2 separate regions of the Homo sapiens genome follow, and region 1 is linked to region 2. A link is a contact called in ENCODE Hi-C or POLR2A ChIA-PET data. All regions are on one chromosome and are shown on one strand. The core of a region is the stretch at or near the end of the contact, and the rest is flanking DNA. Distances in the headings are between cores, read along the strand shown. Region 1 overlaps NEK10 (NIMA related kinase 10). Region 2 has its middle 52 kb from the start of SLC4A7.

What was found. Hi-C counts contacts between places; a loop is a spot of excess contacts on that map. ChIA-PET counts read pairs that join two places held with the same protein, here RNA polymerase II (POLR2A). Pooled maps may share reads with other maps.
Region 1: a map of PC-3 shows a loop between it and region 2 (17-fold over the local background). The contact joins two enhancer-like sites. A Hi-C loop is called at or near these places in 3 of 168 maps with a recorded cell type or tissue (PC-3, mammary epithelial cell and sigmoid colon), 1 of 37 single-sample maps with no recorded cell type and 5 of 50 pooled maps. POLR2A ChIA-PET finds 5 or more read pairs at or near these places in 2 of 52 experiments (Panc1 and T-cell).

What each region holds. Positions count from the first base shown.
Region 1 is chr3:27,306,378-27,314,163 of GRCh38, forward strand. It overlaps NEK10 (NIMA related kinase 10), which reads right to left. Exons shown (of 36, transcript NM_001394966.1): 8 at 5,722-5,800; 9 at 4,572-4,639; 10 at 2,549-2,628; 11 at 1,482-1,568. Among named protein-coding and RNA genes, the nearest start is that of NEK10, 59 kb to the right of the region's middle. RefSeq lists an enhancer at 4,471-5,670. Within about 2 kb of position 5,179, at least 5 of the 41 ENCODE cell types and tissues checked have a DNase peak (open chromatin) inside an H3K27ac peak, as active enhancers do; they include PC-3 and Panc1, where a contact is called at or near this core.
Region 2 is chr3:27,532,571-27,539,363 of GRCh38, forward strand. No RefSeq gene overlaps it. Among named protein-coding and RNA genes, the nearest start is that of SLC4A7, 52 kb to the left of the region's middle. RefSeq lists enhancers at 34-976, 977-1,920 and a silencer at 1,288-1,582. Within about 2 kb of position 1,866, at least 26 of the 41 ENCODE cell types and tissues checked have a DNase peak (open chromatin) inside an H3K27ac peak, as active enhancers do; they include PC-3 and Panc1, where a contact is called at or near this core.

The DNA.
Region 1 (7,786 bases), core at 3,929-6,428, 220 kb before region 2:
TGGCTCCTCTCCCTCCCAAATTTTGTGCTCTGACATTAATAATAAATGTTCCTTGATAAATAGTATTCTTTACCTTCACGAACTTTCCCAGCCTCTCTTTGTTGTAAGTGGATCTCAATGTGTGGATATAAACAAACACCCCCACCTCACTCCCACATACACTGCTATCAAAGTGATCTTTCAAAAAACAAATTTGATCATGCTTAAAATGTTCCCATGAGTCCCCATAATGTTCATGATAAAATTCACATCGTTATTTATCAGAGACCATCATGACCTGGATAAAGGTGTCTTGTTGCCTTATCTATAAAATACGGGAAAAATAGGGTTAATGTGCAGATCACATGAGTTAATAAGCAAAGTGCTTAGAGCAGGTCTTGGCATATAGAAAACACTGATCAAAGTTAGCTACATTTTAAATTTATCATTAACTATCTGTTCTAGTTCTCTGGCACTTTTGTTCTTATGGTCCTGCTGTGCCCAACCATCACATTCCTCTAACACACCCAATTTCATGCCTCCATGTCCAAGCACATACTGTTTTTATGTTGTCTCTCTCTCTCTGCCTAGATATCTTCTCTTTCCTCCAGGAAACTTTGCATGACTCCACATTCTAATTGGGAAGTCTCTGCTCCATGTTCCCAGAGTACCCTGTGCATCTGTCTACCGTATCAGTTATAGCACTGTTTGACCCTCTTCTACACTACATATTTATAACTTATTCATCTTTGGTTTTCAACACCTGGTACCAAGCTTGGAACCTTGTTTGTTCAGATAACCAAGTCTATAAGTATTATCTATATTTAATGCTCTTTTATGAGAGTTTTGAAGAAGAATCCAAAAGGATTTACTATGAGTTAAGTGTCAGGGCTCCATTGCTGGAGATTTCTTTTTATCTATTTTGCCTCTTTAGAAAATTACTCAACTAAATATCAAATGATATAGATTGCAACTCTATTTAAGTACAATCTAATAACTATCTGGATAGTTATTAGAACAATATGCAGTTCAAGTAAAAATGAATCCATTTTACTCTAGATTTTGAGTTATCATAGCAGGTGATCACAAAACAAGTCAGTTGCTATCTTATTTTACTTGCCTTCATGCAAATGGATTTTAGCAACCTAATCACTTATTGTAATATACAATTTGAAATTACTAAAACTAGAGCCACCTCAGAGTTTCTTTCCCTAAAAAGGCAGGATATAAATAAATGCAATAAACAAAACATTAAAAATGATATCACAAAAATTTATTTCATCAGCTTCTATGCCCAGATCTAGAAGTAATGCAGGACTAAACATAAATGGATATACTTCTTTGCTCTATTTTCTTTATATAAACTTAAACAGAAAATAAATGCCAAGCTGACTCATCATATTCAGTTACAATGTAAATAACATGACGTAATAAAAATAATAACAAGTGTATCTGTCAAATAAAGGCACTGCATTGTCTTTTTCTACTGTTAGCAATCCTACCTTTTAGAAAGCAAGTCATATTCATGTAAAATCATCAACAGATTTTCTACAATGTTGAGTTCACTTATCTTCTCCCTACATTCTTGACTATAAATTGAAAAATATTAGCAATTACTAAAAGCATATTTTGCTAGATCCATGTATTAGTCCTTTTTCAAACTGGTATAAAGAACTGCCTGAGACTGGGTGATTTATAAAGGAAAGAGGTTTACTTGACTCACAGTTCAGCATGGCTAGGGAGGCCTCAGGAAACTTACAGTCATGGTGGAAGATAAAGGAGAAGCAAGGCACCTTCTTCACAAGGCAGCAGGAAGGATAAGTGCCGAGCCAAGGGGGAAGAGCCCCTTATAAAACCATCAGATCTCATGAGAACTCACTCACTATCATGAGAACAGCATGGAGGAAATGGCCCCATGATTCAATGACCTCCACCTGGTCTCTCCCTTGACATGAGGGAATTATGGGGATTACAGGGATTACAATTCAAGATGAGATTTGGTTGGGGACACAAAGCCTAACCATATAAATTTATTTATTTAATATCCTAGCTCCAATATTATCTTGGGAGAAGAGATCAAAAAACAAAAGGAATCATATGTTATTCACAGAAAAGCAATGGTCCACTTATTGTCATAAAAACATTTAAAATAATCATGACATTTATAAGAGGAAAGATCTTCTTGAAAATTTTTCAAAGCCCACAGATGTTTGAAAACGTTCTGTATGTTAAAATTCACAGGTAAGAATGAATTAAGATGGTCAGAAAGATTCAACTGCCAAAGAAATATTATGGTAATTTTGAAATTAGAAGTAACTGAGGGTTAGATGAAAAGACTAAATATTTCCAGTCAGGAAATAAAAAGAAAATTTTAAACTGCAATTTGCCTTTCCAGTTTAAATTTTTAAATAATGCCTTCTATCCAGGATTCTCTTCAACATGTTATTTCACACTTATTTATCAAGAAATTGTATTAAGTAGTTGACAAAGTAACTGATTATTTTGCATCCTTACCACCTAAATTGCTATAGTAGCAGAACTGGAAAGTATATTAGAATACACTACTTACCTTTCTGCTAAACTAGCCAGAGCCAGAAGGGAACCCAATAGAACATTAGTATCTCGGGCACCAAGTAAATTTACTAATGTCTGAAAAATGAAGTAAAATAAAGTTTAATTATATAAGTACTACAAGCTTCTTTTTTCAACATTAACATTAATTTATTTTCCATTACCAGCTGCTTGAATGACAAAATGCTTCCCTCTTAAGATCATATAGGCTTAACTGTTTTTTTTTTTTGCTTAGTAGTTTATAATGTATGTGCATATACAATTAAGCACAAACTATATATAATGTTAAAGCTGCTCTCTCTTATGTTTTTTTCTTAATGTTATCTACTGAAATTTTTTCATGGCATTAAATATATCTTTATAAACACTTTTTGTCAATATAATCAAGTTGTTTATTTTATTATGGCTTTACCCATAGAATAGTGAAAAAAATTATGCCCTATCAAGCCTTATGCAGCTTCCTTTTTATTTTTTGCAGTCAATATAAAAGTTTATCTTAAAAAGAGTTTTATTAAACATTCAAAATATCCAGTTCTTTACAGATGGCAGGAGTCCATCTCTCCTTACTTTGGAACTCTTGATAGTAACCTCTTGTAGCCATTCCTTGCCCAGGACAGGAAGAAAAGGCATCAAGCTACATGACCAGCCTGGTTCTCATACATCCTTCTATTTCCATGTGCCCAAGTATTCTCTCCCCCTTCTGATCCCACGCTGGGAAGAACCAGGAAGATTAATGACATAAATTACAATAGTGGTAGTGATCAGCCATTGAGAACTCACTTTGAGCCAGGCATTGTGCTAGGCACTTTCCAAATTATGAAACGATTTTTCAACAAAATATTGAAACTTTCATTCTTTTGCCAAACTAAACAAGATATGAATACTATCGAGCATTCCATTTGCCTCCCAGATTTCTAATTGATGTTGAAAGTGCATCACTGATGCTCCCAAGCATCATCCTAACTAACATGACTTAGCTGGAAGTCTGTAGCTTGTCAGTGGCTTTCCCTGAATTCTCGTTAAGGCAAATTTTCTTATTTGGAAAATTCTCTACATTTTCAGAATGCGGAGTGCCCCTGAAAAGTGCCTCCCAAAATGTCTCAGGTCAGAGCTGCAACCTGCGCAACAACGGCTAAGGTAATTTTTATGTTTCCAGTATATGGATTTTTTGCCTTTATGATTTCATTTTATCTTAATGAAGTTATCATTATCTTTATTTGTCTGATCCTTTCCTCTTTTTCTTCTCTCTTTCTTCTCTGTCTTCTAATGTTTCCCAAACTTCAATCCATTACATATCATTTTCACATTTTTTGCCATATTCAACTAACATCTTTAATGTTAACTCAAAAAAATTTTTTCCAATTGTAAGCAATAATACCTGTGAAATAGCTGGCTACTGAAACAAAAAATGTTGACCTGTGTATCACCTAGAATCATCCTCTAGACCATGAGCAGCATGTGTTAACACATTTTAGGCAATCTTGCTCCCATATACACTAGAAAGTGGCTTCCCGGGATATGAAACTCAACAGGTTTCTGAAACTTGGCTCCACATGGCTACAGTCTAAACAGTTTTGCTATAAATATAGTCTGTTTTGACCTACAATGGCAATCATATATGGTTCAAACTAATATAGCCCCACATGCCATATGGAATTTATATGTATACATATGTACATTTTGTTTATTTCTGTTGACTTATTTATAAATGCACACCTAGGGTGTATTTATACATAGCTGGGGCTTTTCAAATAATATTTAAGTAATAAACCTAGTTGGTATTAAATGGCATAGGAAAAAAAAGAAAAGAGTTCCAGAAAACTTGTATTTATTATATCTCTATTAACTTGTAATGCTGGTAAAGAATATAAAAGGGTTGACAAAGATCCACAATCTCAGGCCAGGCTGGTAGGTTTGTGGATTCTAATTACACATGACTTAACCGCAAAGGCTCTGAACTTCCCTAATGTGAACTATTGCCATAGGGAGCTGAAGCATTAACTCTTTCAGGGGCCACTCACCTTGTGGGCTCCACTTGTGGTGACCCATTCTCTTTGATCTTTGACTGCAGCAAGTTTTTGAAAAATATCTATAAAGGAAAGAAAGAGCGCAAAGAGGCATCCAGAGATTAAAGGGGGAGTACTTCCAGGAGCACAGATCTGCAGTGCATATGGGCAGGCAGAGAAAGGTCAAAGGGAACACAGCACAAAAGGAACAACAGATGCAGGAGCAGCATGGCTACTTTTTTACCCCAAGAATTACTCCTCAAGCTCCACTGGTATTTATTTTCTAATATTATTGTAATAATGAAATATAAAAATACCAAAAAAGGCAAACCTCTCTTTCCACTTGAAGTTCCTTAACATCATTACCAGTTCAAAGTGAGGCCTATTCTTCAAAGATCCTCTCTGTGAAGATTTCAACTTATAAAGAAGAGAGGGAAGGCCAGCAAATGAGAGGAACCTGCACGTTTCCTCAGCTGAGGAAAATAGTCATCCTCAAAGAGACTTCCTAGTGCCCAGGGCTTGCCATAAACTCTTCTCTCCCTGGATCTGAGAATCACTGTGCTGCTCCACAAGCAGATATGAAGAGCCAGTCCAGTCACACAAAGAAAACGGACAGGCATCCCACACGGCAGGACGTCTGTGACTCATCAAAGCTGGAGTGCAGGACAGCAGGGCTGGGAAGAGCCTCCAACGGGAGAAGATTGAGTGACTAAGGAATACCTCACACTCACAGTCCAATGTTTTCACATTCGCAGCATCAGATAAGGTTTGTTGTTATTTTTCTTTTTCATGCTCTGGATGTTTCAGATTCTATGAGGTAGGCAATCATGATTAACCCAACTTTATAGAAAAAAAACTGGATAGTCTCTGACATTTTAACAGAAATAAAAAGACGCAAAAATAGATTTTACCAAAATTTGCTTTTATGGAAGCCTCTCTTGCATTAAATAAATTGTGCTTTTCAAGGTAAAGGTTGTAATCTAAACATCTTTCTTCTGGCTGTATGTTGCCACTGAATATAACAATTGGCCTGGATGCTCAACACCTGAGCTGTGTGTGCGAACATTAATAAATATTTAAAGTATCCTTGTTTCCTGCTGCAAACACCATACTGCTTTTTCTAGCAAGTCCACAAAAATGGCTGTGTCCCTGCAATAACACTTACATGTCATGTTGACCAGCTTGTCCACAGTGTGCTGCTCTTCTCCATAGCCGAGGTACTCATTGGCTACAATCTCCATATACTGCATGAAGGACCAAACCAACAAGCCAGTCAGGACACCAAAAGCACCCAAGGAAGCAAGGAACAAGATGCTGCAGTTCTTAAAATAAACTGTAGGTGGCAAAACAGATTCATCAAATAATACTCTCATGCTCCTGGAACAGTTATCGCTCAAGTGCAAAAGGTGACTGGGTTTCTAGATTCTTTGGCTTCTCTTGCGTGCTATGAAGTTGAGGGAAAGACCATCTCAAGACTCTATAAACTCTCAAAAGTCTCAAAATGACTCTTAACTAAGTAAGTTTGTTGTGTAATTTAGTATCCAAATACAAGATACATATAAGATACATAATACATAGTATATAGAATGTTTATTCTTCAATGTATCTTTTTAGGAGAATTTTTTATAATACATTGTATATATTTTACTGACGTATATAAGCTCTGAATATATGTCTAACCAGCATACATGCAGTTAGCAATAATCAGAATAAAATGCGTACTGAGTAGTCTGATAATTCTCACTGTGGATAATGATTATAATAAGAAACAGGCTCAGGGAAACAGGTAATTTCTAATATTATAATGGAAGTTAAAATGGATAAGAAGATGCTTTGTAACATAATCTTATGAAATATTAAGTTATTAAATGAGGTACACCTCTAGTCAATTTAAAAGGTTCTTGAAAACAAAAAATAAACATGAATCAATTTTCTAAGAATATAATAAAATAAAGTAGATTTAATGTTAAATTGCCACCAACTTAATCTTCCATTAATTATTCAGAATGAGTTTGCAGGGCCACATGTTTATTATGAAAATCATTCTTTCTGTAAACATTATACAGGTTTTAGGAGACTAGCCTGTTCCAACTCAAAAACGTGATCAGAAATTTTGTTTTATTCCAGCCTGGCCAACATGGTGTAACCCTGTCTCTACTAAAAATACAAAAAAAAAAAAAAATGATCCGGGCATGGTGGCGCATGCCTGTAATCCCAGCTACTTGGGAGACTGAGGCACAAGAATCACTTGAACTTGGGAGGCAGAGGTTGCAGTGAGCTGACATCACACAACTGCACTTTAGCCTAGGTGACAAAGTGAGACCCTATCTCAAAAAAAAAAAAGAAAAAGAAAGAAAAAGAAATTTTGTTTTATTGTATTAATAAATGCAAGCCTCTGAGTTGCTCAGTATATATATTCACTTGCTTACCCTCGCTCAGTAGTTAGCAAAGCAGAAAAATAAATAAGGTCAAGATCATTCCTTTCTTTGTCATCTATTTATTAGTATTTTAGTGAGCACAGTAATCATTTTCTTGTTTGAAAATGTTTTGAACATCTTCATAATCAGTTTATTATCTTGCCAGGCCCAGTGGCACACACCTGTAATCCCAGCTACTCAGGAGGCTGAAGCAGGAGGATTGCTTGGGCCCAGCATTTTGAGACCAGCCTAGGCAACATAGTAAGACACCGTTTCAAATATATATGCATATATATATACATATTTCTTTTCCTCCCACCATATGGTATATACAATGCTAAGGGCTTCAGCCTTCCAGCCATCGCCCCTTTTGTTGTTGTGAGGCGGAGTTTCGCTCTGTTGCCCAGGCTGGAGTGCAGTGGTGCAACTTCAGCTCACTGCAACCTCCGCCCCCCAGGTTTAAGCAATTCTCTGCCTCAGCCTCCCGAGTAGCTGGGATTATAGGCACCTGGCACCATGCCTGGCTAATTTTTGTATTTTTAGTAGAGACGGGGTTTCACCATGTTGGCCAGGCTGGTCTCAAACTCCTGACCTCAGGTGATCCACCCACCTCAGCTTCCCAAAGTGCGAGGATTACAGGTGTGAGCCACCGCACCTGGCTGCCTATTTCTTATTATTACTAGCTAAAGACATGTGACCTTTTATAGCACTTTCTCATTTCATCAGGCTGAGTAAAGTGAGCCCAATTAGCCAGAACAAAATGTGGTGGGTTCCTCCCTGCTCTGTGAGTATCATGCCTCACACTCACACTTA
Region 2 (6,793 bases), core at 616-3,115:
AGCCCCAGGCCTGGGCCTTGCCTCCAGCACAGACTCCCAGAGGTTATTAGGCCTTCAGCTGGTGCTTCCTAAGTAGAAGGGTATTGTTTCCTATCCAGTCACCGATCCTTTTGTGTGCCCTCCCTTGGTTCAGAATCCCAAAGAGAATGAATGGGAGAACTCGAGTTCTAAATTCTGTCTTAGAAGCACTCAAATACAGTTTGTAGGGAGACTCCAAACTGGTCTCTCACTACCCTGACAGCCTAAAAACGCAGCTGGAATTTTGCATTCTCTTCCCCTAACCAATTAGTATATGCATTTCAAATACTATGCATAATATGCATATTAGTATATACAAGATAGGCTAAACACTGTGTGAAACTAAGAAGGTAAACCCTCTCCTAGCTTACAAACAATTGGTACAATTAAAAATATTTGACAATGGTGAAGGCATGGGCAATGGCTATTTACAAATCAAAATATAAATATTTTAATATTTTAGTAATAGGCGTGGTGGTACCAGTGTGTCTCAGTTAAATAGTAGTCTTGCCCCAAAGCGCTTTTGAATGCTTTGCCACCTATGCATCAGTGGATTCAGGAATGTAATGAGAGTTCTCAAAAGTAATGGAAGCAAAGCCAAGCAAGTCTCCCACTCCACACATCTTGCTTTTCCCTTTCTGTGTTGAGCTTTGGATCTTCCACAAAGGGGACTGGGTGCCCCTGCGGAAGTCCAGCCAGGGAGTAGTCAGACCTGGGGGGAGAGGATGGATTACAAGCCTGAATTTGCCTTCCCTACCAGACAAGCTCTGGCTTGAGGAATAGAGAAGTGAAAGAAAAAAGAGGTGCTTCGACTCAGTTGGAGACAGGGAGGGTTATGAGTGGAGTGAAGACAAGGCTCTTAATTCAAGCTGCCTCAAATTACATTTGTCCACACACGCAGCAAAATGCTGCTTAAAAAATAAATGAGGTTAATTTCTCTTTACGGGTTCCCTTTCATCTCAGGGTTTCAAAGCACTTTGCCACAAAAGATCCTTTATCTTCACAATTCTTTTTTTATCTAAATATAAACAGAGGGCCCTAAGTTTATATTTAAAGTTCAGTAAAGCCCTAAACTTTGGAAAGAAAAGGTACTTTAAAAATTCTTTTATCATTATAAGATCCAAGTAGCCAATCAAGGACCACACAGACAGAAAATCCACATTCAGATGAAAGGCCACACCTCTGCTCAGATGACCTGCGTGCTAATTAAAATCACAATTAAAACAAGCAGAGGGGATGGAGAGTGGTGACTTAACTTGCCCTTATCCCAGCAGATACACTCACAACTGACTCACACAGGATACATCGGATTTTCTCCAGCAGGCATTTGGAAAAAAGCAAAGAAGAAATTCTAGTTTTAGCTGCCCTCCATCTACTAACCCAGTAAACTCCATCCCTGGGTCGGTGACACATCCCTGACTCGCAGCCACCTCAGCAGAGCCCCATTCCGTGCAGGAAGAGCCAGCTTGGCCTCCTGGTGATGGGAATGTTGTTTGCATATGCATTTTTTCAGCAAAAGAAAGTCTCAAAATCTCCCTGGTTCCAGGGTGTGAGTCATTAGTGGGTGTTTGTTTTTTGGGTTCTGAGTGTGAGTCACCACCTTTCCTGCTGTTGGTCTTCTCAATCCTAGGGTAACAACTAAAAAGCGATGACTAGAGATGCCTGTGATGCTTAAAAGCGGACACCTGGACATTATTCATTTGGCAATTGTATCAACAATTAATTTTAAAGTTTGTTCTTTTCTCTGTAAACAAGTGTATAACGTTTATAAATAACAGTGGGAAAGAGGAAGGTGGGGGAAGGGAGAGAAACAAATCTAAAAAGGATATGACTGAGGTAAACGGAAGTAGAGTCTAGTCAAAGCCAAAATAGACAACTGCCTGTTTGTCAGCTAGAGGAGGGCCGGGGCTGGTGATGTTGACCAAACTCTATACATGAACAAGCATCTGATGCTGCTCTCTAGGACTTTTCCTCATTAGCCTGGGAGTGTGCGTCGGGAGGGCAGTCAGGAGGGACTGCCAGTGTTAACCATCAACTCTAGAATCTGAAAGAACAACATGGCTTTGAAATGACATCTTCCGGCCGGGTGCGGTGGCTCACGCCTGTAATCCCGGCACTTTGGGAGGCCAAGGCAGGCAGATCACAAGTTCAGGAGTTCGAGACCAGCCTGACCAACATGGTGAAACCCCGTCTCTACTAAAAATACAAAAATTAGCCAGGTGTAGTGGCATACGCCTGTAATCCCAGCTACTCAGGAGGCTGAGGCAGGAAAATCACTTGAACCTGGGAGGTGGAGGTTGCGGTGAGCCGAGATAGCACCATTGCACTCCAGCCTGGGAGACAGAGTGAGACTCTGTCTCAGAAAAAAAAAAAAGAAAAAAAAAAAGGACATCTTCCTGATGTTCCTCCCATTGGTGCTATGCCTGGTACCGTTTAGTACTGGGAAAGGACCTCAAGACCACCCAGAATTCTACAATGGAGAATGTTCTATAAAGTCACGGTGTCATGCCAGGACCAGGAACCAAAAAACAGCAGCTTGAAAACCAGTGATTTGACAATTTGGGCTACCCTAACGGCTAGTTTTTATTTCAGTGACATTGGGCAATAAATCAAGCCATTTAAGATGGTTGAAAGAAATCAAGATGACCACACACACACACACACACACACACACACACACACACACACAGAGCAGGTTTTGAGCTCATGGAGGACTCAACCTGGATTTGACTCAGAGAAGGCATTTGGCCACAGGCATTTCAGTTTGCTTTCAGAAAGTGAGGAATTACAAATGAAAAAAAGCTCTGACTTTTCAGCTGGTTTGAGTGTGGAAATCAAAGCTTGGCTTTTTTCTACCCAGAGGAGTCTAGGTACTCTGTGTCATTTCTAGTATATAATTACAATATATCTGTATGCCCACATATTGTCACTATATTAGGTATTTTACAAAGCCCAGAAAAACAGAGCCTCTGTCCTGGTGTTCCAAATGTTAGTCAACCTATTTAAACTCTTGGTAACAATGCTGAGGTAATGAAAATGAACTCAGCTGCCACTGTTGGCACAGACACAGCGGAAGGAAGAAGTATTATTTGATTCAAAGCATTCTCATTTAGGGGAGAAAAAATTATAATGCATATCACCACTAAGTGGAAAATAAAGATTATAAACTTGGAGTTGTATTCCTGAGACCTTGACATTTTAAAATAAAAGGCTTCAGTGTTTGCAGAATATTTTTTCATTAATGTCTCAGTTACTTGTTTTTAAGGATAATTATTTGTGGATATTACAAAAGAACTTCCTGAACTACCCATTTACTTGTGGGCATATACATTTGAAAGATGCCCCAGGCCCATTCCAAAGCAAAACAACACACACACCTAATTGTGACTTTATGCCTAACTAGCCTGGTATTCATGACACATCTTTAAAAATTCTCTCAAAAAAGTGACCAGTTGTTTGGCTCCTGCCTTTAATCCCAGCTCTTTGGAATACCAAGACAGGAGGATTACTTGAGGCCAGGAGCTTGAGAGCAGCCTGGGCGACATAGTGAGACCCTGTCTCTACAAAAAGGTTAAAAATTAGCTAGATATGGTGGTGTGCGTCTGTAGTCCCAGCTACTCAGGATGATGATGTGGGAGGATCACTTGAGCCCAGGAGTTCAAGCTTGCCCTGAGCTACAATTGCACCACTTCACTCCACCCTGGGCAACAGGGCAAGACCCTGCCTGTAAAAAAAAAAAAAAAAAAAATTAAAATTAAAATTCTATGAAAAACATGAAGACCTGGGATCAGACTCTGGCAGACTGACTTGTTAACACTTTTTCAGAAGAATTCTGCTCTTATCTCACTTAACCTTGGGTATCTTTTCTCAGAAAAGTGACTGATGAGATGTTCTCAAATCTTATGACAACCCATCAAGTTGCTTCCATGCTCATTCAGCTCAAGATATCCAAGAAGTCGGTACCTAGGGGCCATGTCTTTGCTGTCATCCTGATTCTTTAGCTGTAGATTATCAGTGTGCCTGTCCCAAGTCAGGCTAGTTTGGCAGAGAATCCCATATTCTCTTGTATGAGAGCATGGGGTGTGAAATTTGGAGATGTGGTGTTCCTTGCCATATGGAGGAAGCCAATTTTCAGAAAGAAAAAAAAAGAGCTCACACTTGGAGAGATGAGACAGAGAAAGTGCTGGCTGCATTTCAGTTTCTGGTTCTATTTGTCCCTAAGATCATTCAGCTTGCCACTTAGGGATAACATATGCCAGAATACTTTTTAAAGATGATCACCACTACCTTCTCCTTTTTTTTTTTTTTTTTTTGAGACAGAATTTCACTCTTGTTGCCCAGGCTGGAGTGCAATGGCGTGATCTCCGCTCACTGCAATCTCTGCCTCCTGGGTTCAAGCGATTCTCCTGCCTCAGCCTCCCGAAATAGCCGGGATTACAGGCACCCGCCATCACGCCCAGCTAATTTTTTTGTATTTTCAGTTGAGATGGGGTTTCACCATGTTGGCCAGGCTGGTCTATGAACTCCTGACCTCAGGTGATCCGCCCTCCTCGGCCTCCCAAAGTGCTGGGATTTTAGGCGTGAGCCACCGCGCCGGCCTTTTCGTTTTGTTTTGTTTTGTTTTTGGCCTAAGCTACTTCAGGTTGGGTTTCTAAAATACTGATCAAATTGATTATGAAAAAAAGTATCAAGATCAACACCATTTTTTTCTTAAGGAAAATTAGACCCAAGGGACTGTAGAAAGATATTTATTTACATTGGTAAGAATCTTTCAACAAATGACTGGAGAGCATGCAAATAGAATGTGCTACCTGAGTGCTACTACAGGGCTTTAAGACCAGAGAATTATTATTATTTTTTATTTTTTTTATTTATTTATTTGAGACAGAGTCTTGCTCTGTCGCCCAGGCTGGAGTGCAATGGCACTATCTAGGCTCACTGAAACCTCCAGCTCCTAGGTTCAAGCGATTCTCCTGCCTCAGCCTCCCGAGTAGCTGGGTTACAGGTGCCCGGCACCACGCCCGCTAGGTTTTGTATTTTTAGTAGAAGCAGGATTTCACCATGTTGGCCAGGCTGGTCTCGAATTCCTGGCCTCAGGTGATCGGCCTGCCTTGGCCTCCCAAAGTACTGGGATTACAGGCATGAGCCACTGCGCCTGGCCCACCAGGGAATTATTTTTAAGACCAGAATTATTATTATTTCTGTCCTTCTAGGAGATTGAAATCTTGTTGATATGATAGAATTAGCTTTGCTTCCATGGGAACTTCTTGTTTACTGTATATTACCCACCACTTGTGTAGTCACAAGGCAGGAATATGGGCTTTGTTTTTTGATGTAGCTAAGCACCTAGGACAATGCTTTTTATATAGTTGGCCTGCAAGAAAAATTTGCTAAATGGATGAACTAATGTTTGTTCACATCTTATTCCTGTTAGGTATATTAGTTCTTATATGAATGACAGAAGAAACAATGAAATTGAAGGAAAGGAAGATGAACGCTAAGGTAATTAGGACAAAAAGCAAGCTCAAATGTCACAGGAAAACTATTTTTAAATTTAACAATTTGGAAAATTTTGCTAACACTTCTGTTTCAGTCATTGATCATAGATGAACCAAAGGTATTTCTCTCCATCCCACCTCTATTTAATTTCTGTTTTATGTACTGCTAGTTACAGTCTTTTACATATTCTTTCCTTTCCTTAGTAATAGCACCCCTTCAATTTTAGCTAAGCAAATGGGAGTACAGCCAAAAACCGTATTTTCCAACCTGCTCCCCCTGCCCAGGCTTCTGGGATGGTGAGTTCTGATCCTCCCTTGTACGGGGGGACGATCGTCATTTCACAGTGGAAGATTATGGTGCCCCCAGTGTCTTGCTTGGGTTTCCTGTGGCACGTTGCAGAGGGGAGCCAATCCATTTGACATTGTAAACTAGGCAGCAGTCCGTTGCCAAGAGTGTTGCTGTCTCAGAACTACACAACTTCCCATGTCTTATTAAATAACCGTGACTTACCCTTTCTTTGTACCCACTAAACATCTCACGCTTTTGCCCATAGATGGTGTGTGGCAAATCTCTTTGCCGCCATGTGTCAGATGGTGGTCTGTCTTTAGAACAAAACAGATAATTGGGTCTGCAGACAGCTGCCCCCTTCTCCATCCTGGGCCTGCCGTGGTGCATCCAAGCAGCTAACCTGAGTACCTGTAGCCACTTCTATATTGCTTGTATTGCTACTTAGGGGTCTTGCTGCAATGTTCCTCCACATACCTGGCCCTCTGCATACCTGGCTCTAGGGAAATCATGGAAGAACAATGTGATAAGAATGTGAGGGTCACTCAAGAGTATACTGGGGTGGGCCAGGCACAGTGGCTCATGCCTATAATCCCAGCATTTTGGGAGGCCGAGGCAGGTGGATCACCTGAGGTCGAGAGTTCGAGACCAGCCTGACCAACATGGAGAAACCCCATCTCTACTAAAAATACAAAATTAGCTGGGCATGGTGGCGCATGCCTGTAGTCCCAGCTACTCAGAAGGCTGAGGCAGGAGAATCACTTGAACCTGGGAGGCGGAGGTTGCGGTGAGCCGAGATCGCACCACTGCACTCCAGCCTGGGCAACAAGAGCAAAACTCCGTCCTCCACAAAAAAAAAAAAAAAAAAAAAAAAAAGAGTATACTGGGGTGGAGTGTATTGTAGAAGCAACTTACAGCAATAACTTAAAAGAAGAATGTGTGTTCAGAGCTCTGAGCTTAAGGAATCCAGGAGTGGCCAACGCGGAGATTC